Regions from separate parts of the Homo sapiens genome. Here region 1 is linked to region 2. The links are chromatin loops, found by intact Hi-C in ENCODE. Cell type or tissue: chondrocyte. All regions are shown on one strand. Each heading gives the region's core, and the rest is flanking DNA. Links, peaks and the distances in the headings are about the cores only.

The links. Hi-C counts contacts between places; a loop is a spot of excess contacts. Peaks named below come from ENCODE experiments on the same cell type or tissue, not always from the same donor. Only the 100,000 strongest peaks of a DNase experiment are listed, where the experiment ranks them.
Region 1: a loop joins it to region 2, with 6 times the contacts of the local background. A loop is called at or near these places in 6 of 110 quality-filtered maps.

Annotation. Positions count from the first base shown.
Region 1 is chr15:34,059,731-34,064,128 of GRCh38, reverse strand. CHRM5 (cholinergic receptor muscarinic 5) reads right to left here. Exons shown (of 3, transcript NM_012125.4): 3 at 1-1,486. The coding sequence starts at 1,411. It also overlaps a transcript of AVEN not described here. Among named protein-coding and RNA genes, the nearest start is that of AVEN, 23 kb to the right of the region's middle. In chondrocyte, for the core only: CTCF peaks have their summits at 1,772 and 2,017 (motif pointing left); a DNase peak (open chromatin) is centred at 587.
Region 2 is chr15:34,918,544-34,922,941 of GRCh38, reverse strand. It overlaps AQR (aquarius intron-binding spliceosomal factor), which reads left to right. Exons shown (of 35, transcript NM_014691.3): 14 at 2,508-2,610. Among named protein-coding and RNA genes, the nearest start is that of AQR, 49 kb to the left of the region's middle. In chondrocyte, for the core only: CTCF peaks have their summits at 2,312 and 2,539 (motif pointing right); no DNase peak of the experiment used is centred there.

The DNA.
Region 1 (4,398 bases), core at 180-4,179, 860 kb after region 2:
ACTTGTCACAGAAGGTAGAAACCAGGACCATGATGTTATACGGGGTCCATGTGATGATGAAGGCCAGGAGAATGGCACTCAGTGTCTGGGCTGCTTTCCTCTCTTTGACTAGGACCACTCTCTTTCGTTTGGTCATTTGATGGCTGGGGTTGGGATTGAGGCCTTTCGTTGAAGGTTCCTTGGCCACTGGGAAGGGGCAGGGCATGATTTTCACCTTGTGACAGCCATTGTTGGTCTCCTGGTTCCCGTCAGCTTTTACCACCAATCGGAACTTATAGGCCACACATTTCTGACTCTTGGGTCTATGAGCAGCTGCTGGAGACAGAAGGTAGTTTGGGGTGTCATAGTCACTTTTTTCAGTTTCAGCTTTCACAAAAGTTTCCTCAGTCTCTTCAGCACTGAATTCTTCCCCTGGGCTTTCCTTACCCTGACTCTTGTAGACCACTTGGAGGACAGGGTCAGTGGCGGGCTTGTCCTCATCCTCTGAGGAAGGGTAGCTGCTACAGGTGGTGAGCTGCTCAGCTTTGGCCCAATTGGCGCTTGGGCCAGTGGCTTGGGATGGCTTCCCAGTGGTGGAGGTGCTCCTGCGGGAGGATGACCAGGAGGCCTGGTTCCTTTCCCGCTGGGCCAGGGTGGGTCGAGGACAGCGCAAGCAGGATCTGAACAGAGCCCTATGAGCTGGCTTTCTCTTCTCAGCTTTGGTCACAGAGTCAGAACCCTGGAGGTCAGCCAGGTCCTTGGTTCGCTTCTCTGTTTCCCGGTAGATTCGACAGTAGAGGATGGTCATGACAGAAACAGGGATGTAGAAGGCAGCAATGGCAGTGCCAAAAGTGATGGTGGGCTCAGAGAGAAACTGGATCTGGCACTCATCCAGTGGAACTGTCCGCTTCCCAACCAAGTACTGCCAGCAGAGGATTGCTGGGGCCCAGAGGATGAAGGAGATCAGCCAGGCCAAGCCAATCATGATGCCAGCCCTTTTCGGAGTACGCTTGGCCCGATATGTCAAGGGTCTTGTGATGGAAAAGTAACGGTCAAAACTGATCACCAGAAGGTTCATGACAGAAGCGTTGCTGGCCACGTAGTCCAGTGCAAGCCAAAGGTCACAAGCCAGACTCCCGAGAGCCCAGCGTCCCATGAGGATGTAGGTGGTGTAGAGGTTCATGGAGAAGATTCCAATGATGAGATCTGCACAGGCTAAGCTGAGCAGGTAATAGTTGTTAACTGTCTTGAGCTGGCTGTTGACTTTGAAGGAGATCATGACCAAGACATTGCCCACAATGGTGATCAGGCTTACCACAGCAGTCACAGCTGCAATGGTGATGACTTCCCACAACCTGTGGCGTTCCAAAGGCTGGTGATTTACTGGGGTGCCATTGACGGTGGTTGCATTGTGGTAAGAATCCCCTTCCATCCTGGTGCAAAAATTTTACAGTAAATAGTGTTAGGTTCTAGGCTGTTTTCTATTTCAGCTCTTCTTGGCCAGCATCTGGAAGAGAGGGAAACACATTAGCTTCGCACACCAGCATGATTTTCTTGTCCATCCATTGTTTATAGTTTTTTTTTTTTTTTTTTTTGAGACAGAATCTCGCTTTGTCACCCAGGCTGGAGTGCAGTGGTGCGATCTCAGCTCTCTACAAGCTCCGCCTCCCGGGTTCAGGCCATTCTCCTGCCTCAGCCTCCCGAGTAGCTGGGATCACAGGCTCCCACCACCACGCCCAGCTATTTTTTTGTATTTTTAGTAGAGACGGGGTTTCACTGTGTTAGGCGGGATGGTCTCGATCTCCTGACTTCGTGATCCACCCGCCTCGGCCTCCCAAAGTGCTGGGATTACAGGCGTGAGCCACCGCGCCCGGCCCATTGTTTATAGTTTCTAATGGAATATTAAACGTGGCTGCACACATATTCAGAGCAAGATGCTGAAATCTCTAAAGTTTGATCACCTATTTTTAATGGCATCCTTTTGCTTTTTGTTGTTACCTATGGCTGAGTGCCCTTCTTATGCATGAGGCTGCTGCCCTCTTGTGGCAATTTTAAAAAGGGCTGGGAAGACGAGGAGGGTGAAGGGAAAGGAAAAAAAATGGATTGTTGAGAAGCAGTAAAGAGAGGAAAGCAGGGATGTTAAATCACTTTAGATTGCAATGATCATAAGGGCTGAAACCCTATATTTTTAAGATCCTGGTGATAAATACCTAAATCGTCATGCACTGGGGAAAAAGTGGTATCTATTCTATAGTCCCAGTCTTGATTATTAAACATTACTGAGGTGCCGTTGTGAGCCAAGACCATATTATACCACCTCTCCTTGCCCTAATGCACAAACTCCAAGTGCATATCTGGTTTTCATCTAGGGGGTTTTACATTTGCCCCAGCTGCTGAAGATAAGGACCTTCTCTCTGTTCCTGAACTATTTGCAATATCATAGAATTGTTTTAGGTTATCTTTTTTCTGGTTATAGAGTAATACATTCCTTATAAAAGCTCAAACAATGTCAAAATGTAAATCTTAGAAAGCAAAAGTCTCCTCTAATTCCACCTTGCAGAGGTAATCAATGCTAACAGTTTAGTGTATATTTTGGCATTTTCCCATATGCATATACTAATAAATAAATATTTAAATACAATTTCCCCTATGCATATACTAATAATTATTTTAAATGGGTGCCTTTTACCATTTACAATTTGAATTTTGTTTTTTACTTAACAAATGAATTATCACAGACAGCTTTTTATCAGTACATCTAGAGCTACCACTTTCATTGTAATGACTGTACATTATTCCACTTAATGGATGTACTATATTTAATTAACCCTCTGTTGACAAATTTTAACTTTCAAAACTAAAATGAAATTTTCCCTTTGTAGATTAAAAAATCTATGTACATGATAAAGATTTCAGTGTGTACTAAAGGGTAAATTGTAGAAATTAGGTCTCCCTCCCACCTCTGACCTCCAAGCTTGCAAGCTCCCCATTTTCAGAGGTAACCACTGCTACCATTTATTTTTCCTTCTAGAGATATATATGCATACAACATAAATTTGATGATATATAACAAACACCACCTTGACATGATAATGGGCGGTAAAGGGAAAAAAAAAATCTTTTTTTTTTTTTTTGAGACGGAGTCTCGCTCTGTTGCCCAAGCTGGAGTACAGTGGCGCTATCTCGGCTCACTGCAAGCTCCGCCTCCTGGGTTCACGCCATTCTCCTGCCTCAGCCTCCCCAGTAGCTGGGACTACAGGCGCCTGCCACCACGCCCGGCTAACAGAGTCTTGCCCTTGTCACCCAGGCTGAAGTGTAGTGGCACCATCTCGGCTCACTGCAACCTCTGCCCCTTGGGTTCAAGCAATTCTCCTGCCTCAGCCTCCTGAGTAGCTGGGATTACAGCCACCAAGCCTGGCTAATTTTTGTACTTTTTAGTAGAGATGAGGTTTCGCCATGTTGGCCAGACTGGTCTCGAACTCCTGACCCCAGGCGATCCACCCACCTCAGCTTCCCAAAGTTCTGGGATTACAGGCGAAAGCCACCGTGCCCGGTGAAAATCTTTTTGATGACCCTTAAAATACCCCATGTGGGCAATTTTATTTAATGGGGTATTTCTGCTCTGCCTATGGCCAGTCTTGACACTTTTTTGATAACAGTAACTGACAGAAAGGTGACAAATTTGCAAAGGGCTACAGTTTTCTTGGCTTTGCTTTATATTTTCAGCTGTAATTTTGGGTGTTTTCATAACACCTCAAATTCAATATGGAATCGAGTTGATGATATTGTCTTGCACCGGAAACCAGATTCTCCCATCTTCCCAATCTTGCATGCTTCTTCACCTCCCAAACACATGCAGTCTAACTGACCCACGAAGACTCCTCTTTTTGGTCCCTCTCCATTCCTGCTGCTACCAACTGTCAGCTTATACCTATAATACCTCGGTGTTATCAACATTCTTCAAGTTGTTGAAGCAAATTCTAAGGTTGCCAGGTCATTAGGTAGAGATTCCCCAGCATCTGAAAAGACCAGTTACTCTACACTCTACAAATCTCTAGGCAAATGCCATCACAGATTATCTTCCAATGGTCAGATCTAAGCCACACAGTGCAAAAAAGGGCCTGTGGAAATCGCTTTCTCCTTTATTCTTTCTTTTCTTCCTTCCTCTCCTGCCCCTCTTAAATATTTGAATGTTTATTATGGAACAGACTCTAATGCTGGCGATACCATGGAATAGGCTAATGTCTCTGCTCTTTAGACACTAGTTGGGAATGTAAATAAATTAGCAGATAGAAATAGCAGGGGTGCAACATGCCATAGGGGCACCTGTGAAGGACCTCCAGCCTCGTTGAGTGGACATGGGAAGCACTTCCTGAGGAAGAGACCTAAGAGTCGAGACTTGAAGAATGAAGTCACCAA
Region 2 (4,398 bases), core at 284-4,283:
ACCAAAGTAGGTAGATAGATGTCAATAAGCCCATGGAAAGATGCTTAACATGTTTAGTCATTGGGGAAATGCAAATTTAAACCATAAGAAGATACTACATACCTATTAGAATTTGTTTTTTTTTTAATGGATAAGGCCAGGCACAATGGTTCACGTCTGTGATTCCAGCACTTTGGGAGGCTGAGGTGGAAGGATGACTTGTCTACTAAAAATCAAAACAATTAGCCAGGCGTGGTGGCACATGCTTGTAATCCCAGCTACTCAGGAGGCTGAGATAGGAGGATTGCTTGAGCCCAGGAGATCGAGGCCGCAGTGAGCTATATCTTGCCACTGTACTTCAGCCTGGATGACAGAGTAAGACCCTGTCTCAACAAAACCAAAAAAACAAAAAACAACCCCAAAACGGATAATATTGACTCTTGGCAAGGATGTGGAGCAATTGGAATTCTCATAATTGCTGGTGGGAATTCAAAGTGGGATAGCCACTTTGGAAAAATTTGAGTTTCTTATAAAGGTAAACATGAACTTAACATTATGATCCAGTATTTTCCACTTACAGATATATTCAAGAAAAGTGAAAACTTATGTTCACACAAAAATATGTACAAAAATGAATATAGTTGCTTTATTCAAAATCGTCAAAAACTGGACTACACAAATATCCCACAACTGTTGAATGAATAAACATACTGTGATACAGCCGTATCATGAAATACTGCTCAGCAACGTAAAGGAACCAACTACAGATAAATATACAGTGTGGGTGAATCTCAAATGCTCAAATGCATTATGCTAAGTAAAAGCAGCCATTCAAAAGGCTACCTACCTAAGACCAGGCATGGTGGCTCACACCTGTAATCCCAGCACTTTGGGAGGCCAAGGCAGGCAGATCACTTGAGCTTAGGAGTTTGAGACCAGCCTGGGCAACATGGTGAAACCTCGTCTCTACCAAAAATACAAAAATTTAGCCGAGTGTGGTGGTGGGCACCTGTGGTTCCACCTATTCGGGAGGCTGAGGTGGGAGGATTGCTTAAGCCCGGGAGGTGGAGGTAACAGTGAGCTGAGATCATGCCACTGCACTCCAGTCTGGGCAACAGAGTGAGACTCGTCTCAAAAAACAAGCAAGAAAAAAGACTACCTAATGTGTGATTCCATTTATTTGACCTCCTGGAAAAGATAAAATTACAAATAGAAAACTGATTATGGTTGCTGGGCTGGGATGGAGAGGAGGATTTGCTATAAATTAGCATAAGGGATTTTGGGGAGGTGATGAAACCAGTTAAATAGTGGAAAGCTATGAAGCTCATGGTGGCAAATACCAGTTTTCCAAAATTCTAATTTTTCACGTTCACATGGAAGTTCAAATTTTATCATTGACAGCAAATACTGATAGTTGTTTTCCTTGAAATTATAGTCTTATTTCATTCAAAATTTGAAATTTGAAAAAAAATTGGCCATTTGTCCAAGGCTGGTATAAACAGTTTGTCATTTTTTTTTTTTTTTTTTTTGAGATGGAGTCTCGCTCTTTTGCCCAGGCTGGAGTGCAGTGGTGCAATCTCGGCTCACTGCAACCTCTGCCTCCTGGGTTTAAGCGATTCTCCTGCCTCAGCCTCCTGAGTAGCTGGGACTACAGGCGCTCACCACCACGCCTGGCTAATTTTCGTATTTTTAGTAGAGACGGGGTTTCACCATATTGTCCAGGCTGATCTCAAACTCCTGACCTTGTGATCCGCCCACCTCGGCCTCAAAGTACTGGGATTACAGGTGTGAGACACTGCACCCGGTCCAACAGTTTGTTGTTTTTTAAAGTAAAAGTTGTGTGCAAAATATGTACTTCCCATTTTGTCACAGAATTTAAAATAAAACAGGTACTCGAGTCCAAATTTAATAGTATTAATTTTTTTTTACTGCTTCATCAAGGACATTCTTAAATAAAACTGTGAAACAATGTCTTAGTATTGTTATTATTATTGTTATTATTTTTGAGACGGAGTCTCGCTTTGTCGCCCAGGCTGGAGTACAGTGGCGCGATCTCGGCTCACTGCAAGCTCCGCCTCCCGGGTTCACGCCATTTTCCTGCCTCAGCCTCCCGAGTAGCTGGGACTACAGGCGCCCGCCACCACGCCCGGCTAATTTTTTGTATTTTTAGTAGAGACGGAATTTCACCATGTTAGCCAGCATAGTCTCGATCTCCTGACCCCGGGATCTGCCTGCCTCGGCCTCCCAAAGTGCTGAGATTACAGGCCTGAGCCACCTTGCCCTGCCGGTATTAATATTTAAAAGTGTTCTTGGGGACTGCCCAGAAGGATCTTGGGTACAATGAGAGGTTTGCAGAAAATATTTTGAGAACCCTGCACTAAAGCCTTAATTTTCATTGCTGGTTTTTGATATTTGCTGCCCATGTCATAGTATTATATTTGCTTTTTTAAGCTATTTGTAAAAATACATGTTTCAAAAGTGAAGTGAAGTAAGTTACTATGAATAAAATATTGTTCTCTATTCTGCAGTTCAAACACACTCCACCAGGTGGCATCATACCTCTGCTTGTTGCCAACTCTTCCTAAAAATGAAGACACAACTTTTGATAAAGAATTTCTTCTAGAATTGCTGGTAAATATTAATGTTCTCTGAATTTTGCATGTGGTTTTCCTTGCCTTTTAAAGTCATTCTTAAAGATGTAGGTTCATATAGATTTTTTTGTGGGCCAAAGATTAGGCAGATAATTCCCATTTTGTTTTTGGAATTGTATTATCATTTGATTTTTTGTTTTCTCATCTTTCGAATTTCTTTACTCAAGTATTTTATCTCTTCGAACTACTTTCTGGATGAATCATTCTATTAGCAACTATTTATATGCAAATCACTTTCATTGTCTCTTTCAGTTCCTAAAAATTCCTGTGCTATTTTCTGACAATGTAAAACCTCTCATGAGTAAGGTTTTTGGAATTAATAATAACTCTTTGCAATAGAAAGAAATGAGGATTTTTTTCAGGAATTCTTCTTCTTTTTTTGTTTTTTTGTTTGTTTGTTTGTTTTGTTTTTTTGATACCGAGTCTCTCTCTGTCGCCCAGGCTGGAGTGCAGTGGCGTGATCTCAGCTCACTGCAACCTCTGCCTCCCAGGTTCAAGTGATTCTCGTGCCTCATCTTCCCGAGTAGCTGGTATTACAGATGTGTGCCACCACTCCCAGCTAATTTTTGTATTTTGAGTAGAAGATAGAGTTTCGCCACGTTGGCCAGGCTGGTCTTGAACTCCTGGCCTCAAGTGATTGACCCACCTCAGCCTCCCAAAGTGTTGGGTTACAGGCATGAATCACCGTGCCCAACCTGTTTTCAGGAATTCTTCTAATGGAAAATAAGTTTGAGGATAACGTTGATCCTGTGCCTATTAAGGTCTTGTGGCTAGAATTTTATTCCTAAAATTTAAATAGTTCCAACAAAAGAAAATAATTTTTAAAATGTATAGTGCTACAACATTATGTTTTGTTTCCTCCCTTCCCTAAAGGATTTCCCCAGGCTTTGGATTCTTCTACTATTCAATTTATGATCAAAAAGTTAAAACATACATATTGTTTAGATATCATGATTTTTTCTATAATTATACTATCTTCACTGAAGAGAATGTGATACATTTTAAGAATATGTCATTTTAGCATTATTAGATAAACACTTATTTTTCTTTTTCTTTCTTTTTTTTTTTTTTTTGAGATGGAGTCTCACTCTGTCCCCCAGGCTGGAGTGCAATGGTGCAATCTCGGTTCACTGCAACTTCCGCCTCCCGGGTTCAAGCAATTCTCTTGCCTCAGCCTCCTGAGTAGCTGGGATTACAGGTGTGCACCACCACGCCCAGCTAATTTTTGTATTTTTAGTAGAGATGGGGTTTCACCATGTTGGTCAGGCTAGTCTTGAACTCCTCACCTCAGGTGATCCACCTGCTTCAGCCTCCCAAAGTGCTGGGATTAAAGGCATGAGCCACTGCACCCGGTGTAACACTTATTTTCATATTTGAGATAGATTATTAATATTAAGGGTACACAGAGGTCATCATGGAAAGGAACATAGAGTGAGAAGACTAGGGTGATAGATTAATAAACTTTCCCAGATGGTATAGCTAGTTAGTATAAGAATGAAAACTATAGTCCAAAACCTAGAGCTCCTATTTTTTCCTACATTGATTAATGCTAAGTGTCATGGTTTTTAAACCCTTGGCATGTGCCAGGGACTTTGACACTATTTCATATTTCATTGGAAACTTGAGATGTGTGGCACTTTATCTGTTTTAGTGAAAAGGAAACTAAGGTTAGGAAGGTTAAAGTAACGTGCCCAGCTTTTACAGTACTCATAAGTAGAGGAGCTGGGATTTGAACTCAGGTCTGTCTGATTCCAAAGACCATTACCAT